Regions from separate parts of the Homo sapiens genome. Here regions 1, 3 and 4 are each linked to region 2. The links are chromatin contacts, found by Hi-C or POLR2A ChIA-PET in ENCODE. All regions are on one chromosome and are shown on one strand. The core of a region is the stretch at or near the end of the contact, and the rest is flanking DNA. Distances in the headings are between cores, read along the strand shown.

The links. Hi-C counts contacts between places; a loop is a spot of excess contacts on that map. ChIA-PET counts read pairs that join two places held with the same protein, here RNA polymerase II (POLR2A). Pooled maps may share reads with other maps.
Region 1: a loop to region 2 is called in a pooled map, with 2.3 times the contacts of the local background. The contact joins the enhancer-like site here to the promoter of C2orf42 in region 2. A Hi-C loop is called at or near these places in 1 of 50 pooled maps. POLR2A ChIA-PET finds 5 or more read pairs at or near these places in 4 of 52 experiments (HEK293T, activated CD4-positive, alpha-beta T cell and naive thymus-derived CD4-positive, alpha-beta T cell).
Region 3: a loop to region 2 is called in a pooled map, with 2.4 times the contacts of the local background. The contact joins the promoter of SMANTIS here to the promoter of C2orf42 in region 2. A Hi-C loop is called at or near these places in 2 of 50 pooled maps. POLR2A ChIA-PET finds 5 or more read pairs at or near these places in 3 of 52 experiments (OCI-LY7, activated B cell and endothelial cell of umbilical vein).
Region 4: a pooled map shows a loop between it and region 2 (4-fold over the local background). The contact joins the promoter of ANXA4 here to the promoter of C2orf42 in region 2. A Hi-C loop is called at or near these places in 10 of 50 pooled maps. POLR2A ChIA-PET finds 5 or more read pairs at or near these places in 8 of 52 experiments (A673, B cell, MCF 10A and 5 more).

What each region holds. Positions count from the first base shown.
Region 1 is chr2:69,691,912-69,694,890 of GRCh38, forward strand. It overlaps a transcript of ANXA4 not described here. Among named protein-coding and RNA genes, the nearest start is that of ANXA4, 49 kb to the right of the region's middle. Within about 2 kb of position 1,705, at least 7 of the 41 ENCODE cell types and tissues checked have a DNase peak (open chromatin) inside an H3K27ac peak, as active enhancers do.
Region 2 is chr2:70,189,654-70,192,370 of GRCh38, forward strand. C2orf42 (chromosome 2 open reading frame 42) reads right to left here and starts at 1,366. Exons shown (of 10, transcript NM_017880.3): 1 at 1,320-1,366. RefSeq lists enhancers at 765-874, 965-1,014, 1,228-1,813, 1,605-1,664, 1,685-1,774.
Region 3 is chr2:69,797,705-69,800,590 of GRCh38, forward strand. It overlaps SMANTIS (SMARCA4 interacting SWI/SNF chromatin remodeling complex scaffold lncRNA), which reads right to left and starts at 1,294. Exons shown (of 3, transcript NR_164155.1): 1 at 1,084-1,294. All of the region lies in intron 3 of ANXA4 (annexin A4), which reads left to right.
Region 4 is chr2:69,740,700-69,743,472 of GRCh38, forward strand. ANXA4 (annexin A4) reads left to right here and starts at 1,435. Exons shown (of 13, transcript NM_001153.5): 1 at 1,435-1,476. RefSeq lists silencers at 1,074-1,253, 1,464-1,703.

The DNA of each region.
Region 1 (2,979 bases), core at 455-2,954, 500 kb before region 2:
GTCTCACTCTGTCACCCAGGCTGGAGTGCAGTGGCGTGATCTTGGCTCACTACAACCTCCGCCTCCCGGGTTCAAACGATTCTCCCGCCTCAGCCTCCCAAGTAGCTGGGATTACAGGCACTTGCCATCATACCTGGCTAATTTTTGTATTTTTGTAGAGACAGGGTTTCACCATGTTGTCCAGGCTGGTCTTGAACTCCTGACCTCAGGTGATCCACCCACCTCGGCCTCCCAAAGTGCTGGGATTACAGGCGTGAGCCACCGCGCCCAGACAACTCTTCATTTTTTTAAAGAAAATTTCAGAAGATTGCCTCAGGTGAAACCACAGTAAGGAGATCTAACATATGGCATTATAAAATATGAATTTGGGCATGATGATATGCATTATGCAATTTACCATGACATTTATAAAGTCAAGGGATTTAGGCCTAGAAGTGTCCATGAAAGATTCAATGCTTTAGGTCTTCATTTATTTGTTTGTGCTGTGCACTTGGTTTGGAATTCCCTTTCCCTGTATCATTTCATCCTAATGAACGCCTACTTATTTTTTAAGACTCAATGCTATTACCTCCTCTATAGTTCCATAACAGTATATATATTTCCTGTAACAATATTATGTTGTATTATAATTGTTTGCATATTGCCTGTTTTCTACTAGGCTGTCAGTTCTTTTGGGAGAGGAGCCCAGTCTTCATACCTCAGTGACTAACTTAAAAGACACTTGATGTTTATTAAGTGATGTCAGAGACCAACTAATCCAGTTCCTCTAAGTAGATGAAACTGAGGCCCAAAGGATTTCCATAAATTCAGTAATTCCACAAGTATATACTGAGTATTTACAATGTGCCTAGCGCTAGGTAAGGCTAAATGTCTTTAGTGTATTTTAAATATCATTTGGAGTATGCTTAATTTCCATTTGTCCAGAGATCAAAAGATAAATGCCAGCATCTCATGAATCCTCAAAGCAATATTGAATTATGTTCAGAATTGGTTTATATCAATTTATTTTATTGTACTCTAAGTGTGTATCACCCAAGAATGCAATCTGCATACTGCTAATGTGTGTGTGTGAGGTGGGGGAGGGATGGTCAGAGTGTTCAATGCCCAATATAATGCCCAATTTAGGAAACACTGGGTTATATTAGGTTAAATAGATTCTTCCCTGAACTTTCAACATGCTTGATAGTGACTAGTTAAATCTCCAAGAAGAGCATCTAATATGCACTGTTTCCCAAATTTATTTGCCTAGTGAACCTCCCCTTTTTTGTTGCTCCTATTAATAGCTGCCTGCAATGCAGTTCGGAAGAACATAGAGTTGGTCGGTGCAGTTCTTTGAAGAGTCCTCATCTGTGTTTAGTGAGGACTTCAAAGGGAAACTGTAAGCTCCCTGGGGAGGAAAGTGGATGGAAGGGGAGAAGGGAAGGCCGGAGAAGGAGCAGCTAACCAGGAAGACACGGGAGGTAGCAGGTCACTGTCTAGGGTCTAAGAGAGGGACAGGGGCCATAAGCAGACAACTGAGGAGCATGTTTCCATGCTAAGCTCAGTGAGACATTTGGGGCTCAAGCAGATGGGCTTTGGGGTCAAGAGATAAGGTGTTTCACAAGGAGAGCCAGGAGCACTTCTGCAGGAACATGCAGCATGTCTTCAGGCCTCTGGGGATTCCAGAGGACATGGCACCCTGCCTGCAGGTCCCCAAGGACTGCCACATGTCAGGGCCACAGTGTCTGTGGGGACAGGAGAGGAAGGAAATGAAGCAGGCACAAAGTAGGTTACTGAGTGGTTTCATCAACATCTGTGACACCCACTCCCAGGGGGTTCCTGGACATATTTGGGGTTAGGTTTAACAAGGGGCAGTAGCTATGGGGAACAATATTTGCAGGGCCCAATGCAAAATGACAACACAGGCCCCTTGTTTAGAGTTAAGAATTTCATGATTGTGACAGCTGAGCATTAAACCAAGCACCAGGCCCTTCTGAATGCAGACCTCTGGACAACTGTACAGGTTGCACACCCATGAAGCTGCCAGAGAGTTCTCAGTGGTCCTAAAGCCCACTTGAATCTCCTGGCTACTGTGGCCTGGAGAAACCAGGTTACGCATGGTTTATATAAAAAGTTGGTCTCCCTATTCCAACGTATCTGATTATCATGGAAACACTGTTTACCAGTTGCTATGGTCTGAATGTTTGTGTCTCCCCTCAACCCCTGCAACATTCATATTTAATCCCCAATGCAGTAGTATTAAGAAGTGGTGCCTTAGGAAGTGATGAGGTCCTAAAGTGAATGGGGTGAATGGGATTACTGCCCTGTGAGAGAGAACCAAGGGCGCTTGTTTGCCCCTTCCACAATGTGAGAACGCAGCAGGAAGATATCCTGTGAAGCAGAAAGTAAGCCCTCACCAGATACCACATCCGTTGGTGCCTTGACTTTGATCCAGAACAGTAAACAATACATTTCTTTTTTTTTTTTAATTATACTTTAAGTTTTAGGGTACATGTGCACATCGTGCAGGTTTGTTACATATGTATACCTGTGCCATGTTGGTGTGCTGAACCCATTAACTCGTCATTTAGCATTAGGTATATCTCCTAATGCTATCCCTCCCCCCTCCCCCCTCCCCCCACCCCACAACAGTCCCCGGTGTGTGATGTTCCCCTTCCTGTGTCCATGTGTTCTCATTGTTCAATTCCCACCTATGAGTGAGAACATGTGGTGTTTGGTTTTTTGTCCTTGCGATAGTTTGCTGAGAATGATGGTTTCCAGCATCATAACAATACATTTCTATGGTTTATAAAATACCCAGTCTATGGCAGCTCAGATGGACTAAGACACCAGTCATTCTGGGTAAACTTTGTTGTAAGATAAATTTATTTATTTATTGTTAAATTTTAAATATTTTCAGAGAGGGGGTCTTGCTATGTTGCCCAGGCTGGTCTCAAACTGCTGGGTTCAAGTGATCCACCTGCCTTGGCCTCCCAAAGT
Region 2 (2,717 bases), core at 116-2,615:
CCTGCAGTGAGCCGAGATCGTGCCACTGCACTCCAGCCTGGGCGACAGCGAGACTCCGTCTCAAAAAAAAAAAAAAAAAAATGGCCTGAGTAGCTGGACGTGGTGGCTCACGCCTGTAATCCCAGCACTTTGGGAGGCTGAGGCGGGAGGATCACTGAGCTCAGGAGTTCAAGACCAGCCTGGGCAACATAGTGAGACCCTGTCTCTTAAAAAAAAAAAAAGATACACTGTGGAGTGAAAAAAGTGCAGCACTTTGTAATATGCTATTCTTGGTTTTACTCTTTTAAAAGAAAAAAAAAAAGACGAGAGATACACATATGTATCTATCTAGACACACACACATACAATGTCTATTGCATCAGAAGAAACGACATGGGATTTGGGAAACAGAAGTTAGGAGGGAGACTTACATCTCACTGTTTGGCAGTATTTGAATTTTAAAACATGTACTAGTATTACTTCCTAGAGACTCTATATCGAAAGCATATACAAACAATTAACACAACTTGTAAAGAACGTGGATTTGAAACCTGAAAGATCTGCTGGGTATTCTCTTCTCAGCAAGTTTACAAATCAGCCTCCTCGGCGGGAGAGTGTCAAGGGACTGGTGTTGGAAGCGTTAACCCGCGATGGGTTTCCATCCAACCACTACCCAGACCTAAATGTTTGGTGGATTCTGTTTCATGCTTGTGAGGCACAGTTAGGGGAAAAGAACAAATGATCATTACGGATAAATAATAAAACTAGCTGAGTACACTGCGTGTTAAATCCTTTCTATGCATGTACTGCCCACACGATCCTGTGAGGTAGATACTATGTTACCCATCTTAGAGATGAGGAAACTGTTACTCAGATTTGACGGAAGCGTCACAGCCAGCAGGTAACTCACAAACGTGGGTTTGTAGTCGGCTGGATGGCTTGCCAAACCACAAGTGGGAGGATGGAGCACATCAGCCCTCAACGGCCTCGGAACAGCGGAGGAAGACCGCCGGGGCCCTGCAGTCAACGGAGCGGCCGCCCGACTCCGGGACGCTCACCTCCCGGCCGGCTTCCGGGATGGGTCTGCAGCGACACACACATATCCCCTGGGACCTGCTTCCCGGCATCCTCCCCGCGCGAGCGCTCACTTCCGGTCCCAAGTAGGCCCAGGCAGAAGCATCACCTCGCCGGCAGCCGCTCCTTGGACATGCTTTCCGCTGGGAACCCGAGCTCTACACCCCTGCCCCACCGCCGCCCCGGTCCTTGCTCAGCACTACCCCCTTACCTGCCCTGCGCACCCCCCGCGAGCCCCGGGGCCCTTAGCTGACGACCGCCCTCACCTCTTCTCTCTTCGCCTGCCGCGGCCTTTTACAAACGGGGCCAAACTGTTCGCTGTAACGACAATCGTTATTGGTCAGAGCCGCCCACGCGCGGCAAGTGGCCGCCCACCTGAGCTCGCGTTGTCTTATGGGAGTTTTAGTTCTCTCCTTCAGAGACCGCTGAGACACTGGGGGAATGCGGTGGTAGAACATACGCCGACCTAGCGGCTGTAAAGCTCAGGCTCTGCCTTGGAGTTGGAGTGCTTCTGGCCTATCTTACTGGGCGCTCACCTCCAAGGCTCGTCTTGACTCCCTTCTGGCCTGAGAGAGTCCTATTTCTGAATAGACTTTTGCTGGTAATTGATGCAAAAATGACTTGAGTTGCTGGACGTGGTGGCTCACGCTTGTAATCCCAGCACTTTGGGAGGCTGAGGCGGAGGATCTCTTGAGGCTAGGAGTTCGAGACCAGCCTGAGCGACATAGCGAGACCCTGTCCTTACAAAAAATGAAAATTAAAAAAAAAATCGCCCGAGATTTTCTACATTATTAGCAGATGTCAGCTGCGAATTTGGAGTTTGTTTGGAGGTTCTTGCCCACCTGAGTATTCACCTCTATCACATGTATGTTTATGACAAGTTAACTTTTTCTCCCTTAAGTACACTTTGAACTACACTTGAACGTTTTCTCTTAAAATGAGATAAAAAAGAGCTTCCTGTATATCTTAGTTCTGGTCCTTGGAATCACGGAATAAATCTAAATGCTCATCGTTCATGATTGAAGATAGCTCCCGAGTGCAATGTGTTCATGGTGAGGCCACTGTGTTGGAAAACCCTGGAATGAGGTTTTCTGCTCTCCTGACCCTAGTCTGGCTACTTACTAGTGGTAGCAGGTTAATTTACTATTGGGAAACCTTAGTCAACTATTTATAAGAGAAGTGGAACGTTCCGGCCGGGCGTCGTGGCTCACGGCTGTAATCCCAGCACTTTGGGAGGCCGAGGCGGGCGGATCACAAGGTCAAGAGATCGAGACCATCCTGGCCAACATGGTGAAACCCTGTCTCTCTACTAATACAAAAAAAAAAAGTTAGCTGGGCGTGGTAGCGCGTGCGGGTAGTCCCAGCTACTCGGGGCACTAAGGCAGGAGAATCGCTTGAACCTGGGAGGCTGAGGTTGCAGTGAGCTGAGATCGCGCCACTGCACTCCAGCCTGGCGACAGAGCGACTCCGTCTAAAAAATAAATAAATAAAATAAAAAAAGAGAAATGGAACATTCCAGGACTAATGTTTGTAGTATTAGTTCTTAAACTGGAAAGAGAGGGAGAGGGACACAATTTTTCCAGAAGACTTTTTAGTTTTCTTTCCATTTATTATGTAAACTAAAAATAAAATCCCATGCCCCACAGCCAACTGAATGAACCCTC
Region 3 (2,886 bases), core at 44-2,543, 390 kb before region 2:
GTGGCCTTCCTGCTAACAGAGAGAGTACTGAGACTAAAATTTGGTTTTGGAGGACATGTTCCTCCTTGCTGCTGAAAGCAGAGTTCTCCCACTTGCAGAGGGGGCATAAGGTTTGGTCTCTATTAGAGGGATGTAAAAGGGAGGAGAACTGAAAAGCCAGAGACTTTTAGCAAAGGGCAGACAAGATTCCTCATGGAGAGGATTCCCATTTTACTAGGTGGTGCTAGTGGAATACCAGGCAGTAACTTTGCCTCCATATGCTCTTTAAACAAAGGATGGAGAGAGAAGTCTGACCTGTGGCATGCTGTCCCCACAGCATACCTCCTAACAGGAGAAAGTTAGTTTGCCTCATAGAGGGGCTATCCGGTCCGACTGGACAGTGCTGGTTCCTCACATGGGAAAAGAAACAGCCTAAGTGGACAGAGGGGCATTTACTGGGGGGAAAATAACCTCCCACCCAACCCCAGGAAGTATTATCATTAGGAGTTAAATAGTCTTTGAGATCTGGATCATGGAATTCCCCTGTCTGTAAAAAGTCAGAAAAACAGCAATCCCTTAACCTGCATTCCTGGTTACTACGGTGGTTGCTAAACCTGCCTAATTGAATTATTTCCTGGGCTATAAAAATTCCTGCAGCATTGCATACAGAGAGGAGATGGGAGACATGGTGACTGCAGAAAGGAAAGGAGGAAAATAAGATTTGCAATAGGAAAACTTGGAGATCCTATGGCTGACACCCAGTCAGGCAATCAGAGGCTGGGGTCAGTCCAGGAGCCTTTTGAATAACACCAGGGTGTGGCCCTGGCCAGAAATTCTCAGTTGCTCCAGGACCTATTCCAGCCCCATACAACAACCAGGCTTTCTGTGAAAAGAAACTAGTTTGGACACAGCCAACATTCCCGGCACCCTGAGGGCAGGTCCTCCCCAGCAAGCCTCACATCTGAGTCTTCAAGACTGGTGGCCAGCCCTTGTGGCTCCTTAATCAGCTGTCAGATGCCCGGTGTTTTTGATAGTTATTTGAGAGAATAAAAACGGAGGACAAGAAGCCTCGGAAGTGAAAGTAGAGTCCGCTCCTTTACTCACCATTCTGATGAAGTCACCTTCAAATCCCAGACGAGCCCTCAAAATGAAGCAGCCTTGTTGTCTGGGGTGAATACTGAGGTTCTTGGTCACACGACCAGATATTGAGGTCAAGGACATGCACACACACATCGAGTGAGTTTGGAGCAGGAGTTTAATAGGCAAAAGAACAGAACAGCTCACAGTCACAGAGAGGGGTCCCGAGCAGGTTGCTAAGCAGTAGTAAAAATGTCAGGGTTTTTATAAATGGTCTAGGGAGGAGGGGCCTCATGAGGAGGGGATGTCTTATCCTCTTAGGGCCTGATGGTTTAGCTGCGACCAAGTGTGCTATCTATATAGAGCAGAATTTTTTTTATCAGCTTTTATCCCATTCCCTGACCACATAGGCTGACTCTTAGTCTGTGTTTCTTTGTCTTGCTTATCTGGGAGGGAGAGTTTCTGTGTCTGTTCCCATACATCTTCTTGCAGCTGCAGGCATCCGCCCCATGAGTCTGCTTTTAGTTTCTCTATCTTAGTGCACCTAAAGGGAAAGGAATGTGCTTATTAAGACCCACTGTTTTACTGGGGCCCATTGTATAAGTGTGAAGTTTGGCAATTACCCAGGAGACTTCCACCCCTTCTTCTGTGCTTGAGCTGTCTTATCTGTATTTTACAGCCTGAACTTTCAGGTTACTTGTTGTTAGAAGAGAAGTGATTTTTTTTAACTGTGTGTGGTTAGAAAGGGAGCTATTTTTGAGCTGCTTTTTGTTAAAAGGAAAGTTTTCTGCTGGGGACTCACTTTACCCTAAATGTCTACCTAAATAATTTCTTTTTGCCTCCTATAACACTGGTAGTGTCTTCCAGCATGCTACCCTCCAGTTAGCTCCTTGGGGGCCAACACCTTCATGCTGGGTAGGTACAGTGATTCTATGTGCACCACAAACTACCTGGCCTAGCCTCTGCCCCCAAGACCTTGTCTCAGTAGACTTTTGGCCAGAGAAGTATCCCCTGGTTCTTAGCTGCTATTTAGAATCTCCTTGAGATTTGGGTAAAAACACTTGACCATGAGACCATCTTTCTATCCAAAAAGAATTCATTTTACTCAGCCTCAATGTTGCTAACAGTAACAACAACCGTAGCAATAATAGAAAATGTTTATTAAGCTCTACTATGTGTCAGACATAGAGATAGATGCTTTCCATGGGTTATCTGTTTTAATCCTGACAGAAGCTTGTCTTACTGTTGAGAAGGTAAAGTATAGTGAGTGAGGCTGGCTGACTTGCCCACGGTCTCAGAACTATTAAGTGGTATATTCAGGATTCTAGATAATTCCTAGAACACTTTCCTTTCATCTTTGCATGATCAGCTGCCTCAAGTCTGATTCCAGAGCTGGAGTTCAAGCCACTGTTCTATGCTGCTGCCCATCTCTGAAGAGAACATTGTCCTGAATCTATGTATCTTCTTCTTTTCCCTTTTTCATAAAAAGAGAAAGGCATAGGACCCACCTTTTTTTTCAGTTTATCCTAATTCTTTGGTTACAAGGACACCATAATTCAAAATGTAGCCCATGTTACATTCAGAATTATCAGCATAAAGGGTGAGGAGACATTTGGCACAACCAACCCCTTTTCAGTGCCTGTTATGTGTGGGCCAATGCAAGGCAGACTGTTGGAGAAGACAAGGATTATAATCCCTAGTTCTTGTGTTCAAATAGTCTATGAATACTAGCACAGCTAAGGCATGCACAAAAATAACTATGATTAATTCATAATATAACAGTGACAGGAGGGGCACAAATAAGATCCCACTGGGGTTCAAAGAGAAGAG
Region 4 (2,773 bases), core at 185-2,684, 450 kb before region 2:
TTAGACAATGTCTCACTCTGTCGCCCAGGCTGGCGTGCAGTGGCGCAATCTCAGCTTACTGAGCCTCTGCCTCCCGGGCTTGGGTGTTTATCCCACCTCATCCGACTGAATAGCTGGGACTACAGGCGCATGCCACCACACCCGGCTATATATATGTTTTTTTTTTTTTTTTTTTTGAGATGGGATTTCACCACATTGGCCAGGCTTATCTCGAACTCCTGGGCTAAAGTGATCCACTTGCCCTGGCCTCCCAAAGTGCTGGGATTACAGGCATGAGCCACTGTGCCCAGCCTTAATTTTTTAAGTTATCATATGCAGATAAAAGAGGCAGAACCAGTTTTAGTATCCAAATCAGTCTGATCCTAAAACCCGTGCTCTAAACCATATTAAACCACCTTTTAAAATTACATCTTAATGAAATAATTTAATGTTACCTCTCCAGCTTTAAGGGTGCCATTAACCACTTAGATTTTGATGTGTCGGATGGAAAACACTCCCCAAACGGGCTATTCTCTGTTTTTTAAAAAAACTGAATTTGCCTATAGACTCAACGGATTCATTCTGCAAGCATTCACTACGTGGCGAAATCGGTGCTGGGCATGGGTGCAAAGACGACCTAGCCCTAGTTGGTGTCTTCAAGAGGCTGCGTCCAGCAGGGGAAGCAGATATGAAAACACAGAACTATTACAAGGGATGAGCGCCGCGCCAAGCCGAACCTGGGAGCTACGGACAGTGTCTAAACTTTAGTCACTCACAGGAGTACAAAGATCCGGGGCTGCTCCTAACTCCTACTCCAAAGCTTTCCTGGCCTGCTGGGCGCACAGGGAAGAGGGAAGTGCTGGAAACTTTTGGGAATGTGTGTTTTCATGTGAAAGAGGGGAATGAAATGTATCCTTCAGATTTCACTTTCTACTTTTCCGGCCACGGGCTCGGCACGACCTGCCGTTGGGAGACGAACGGTTTCCCGAGGTGGGGGGAAGCGCGGATTTGCCGCGGGACTCCGGCTTGGCGCGGAGCTGGGCGCGGCAGGCGCAGGGAGGAACTGGCGAGGTGGCCCGGGCTCGGCCCTCCGAGGGTGTGGAGCGCCCGGGAAACGGGACCCCAAGAATCCAACTGCTCCCACCCTGCGCGGCCAGGAGCGGGGCTGGCGATACTGGGGACACTGTCCAATCCGGGCAGGGGGCGAGGCCGGGGGACCGGGCGGGCCTGGGGAGCAGGCACGTGTGGAGGGCGGACCCGCCGGGGGTCGAGGCCTGCCTCTCCGAGAGCTCCTGGCGCGGCCGTCCCGGCCCGGGGCCCCAGGTGCGCTTCCCCTAGAGAGGGATTTTCCGGTCTCGTGGGCAGAGGAACAACCAGGAACTTGGGCTCAGTCTCCACCCCACAGTGGGGCGGATCCGTCCCGGATAAGACCCGCTGTCTGGCCCTGAGTAGGGTGTGACCTCCGCAGCCGCAGAGGAGGAGCGCAGCCCGGCCTCGGTACGAGGGGTAAAGGGGCTCCGGGCCGGGGGTCCTGGGCTCAGGGAACGGGGAGCGTGGCCCGGGAGCGTCTCGCGGGGATGCCCGGCTCCGCGCTGCACCCCAGAGTGGGTGCTCGCCGCCGGCTTGCGGGCAAGCCCGGGCGGCCACAGGGTGGAGGGGGCCAGCGGGCCCTGGACTCGCTCCGGGTGGGCGAGAGGGAGGCGAGCGCGGTGCTTAACCGCTGGCACCATCCAGGACATCCAGGGCCGCTTACACGGCTCAGGACGCGGGTCAGAGACCACGGCAGTTATTTATTCAGTCCATGTGCTAGGCTTTGCATCAAAAAGAAAGGACCGAGATAATCTTGCCTGTAGCTAACTCCTCCTAACACCTCTTACAGTTTACTTTTTAATTCTTTACTCCATTTAAGAAACTTACTCCTTTCTCCTAGATCCTTACCACTTTCTTACCTTCTCGTGTGTCTAATGCCCTCGGCACAGTGCCCGGCACATCGGAGTCTGATTATTATAGGGTCCATGACTTGAGTTGGCTGGTGGCGCAGTCTCAGCATTTTGTCATGACTTTGACCAGCTGGAGACTTTGGTGCCAAGGAGGAAGGCTTCTCAACCATTTACCGGCAGAAGTGACCCCCGGGGCAATGCAAGTCTTCTGAGCTGACAGAGCAGAGTGGGTCCTGCATAACTCGTGCTTTACATGGAACTGGGCATCTGCTCTCTCCTGCTGACAGTGGGAAGGATAGATAAGGTGTCCCTCTCCAAGTTATCCATTCTCCTGCCCACCAGTCCATGACACCCCACCACCCCCTTCCACTCCCTACTGTTTGCCCTTTAATTTTTTGTTTTGTTTTGTTTTGAGACGAGGTCTCACTCCTGTAGCCCAGGCTGGAGTGCAGTGGCTGGATACAGTTCACTCTGCCTCCCAGGCTCAGGTGTTTCACCCACCTCAACCTCCTGAGTAGCTGAGACTACAGGTGCATGCCACCACGTGCCTATAGTCTCAGCTATTCAGGAGGTAACTGGTAACTCTATTGATAACCAAACCCTAGATTTTTTTTTTTGAGATGGAGTCTTGCTCTGTTGCCCAGGCTGGAGCGCAGTGATATGATCTCTGCTCACTGCAACCTCCGCCTTCTGGGTTCAAGAGATTCTCCTGCCTCAGCCTCCCGAGTAGCTGGGACTACAGGCGTGTGCCAACACGCCTGGCTAATTTTTGTATTTTTAGTAGAGATGGGGTTTTAACATGTTGGTCAGGCTGGTCTTGAACTCCTGACCTCAGGTGATCCACCTGCCTTAGC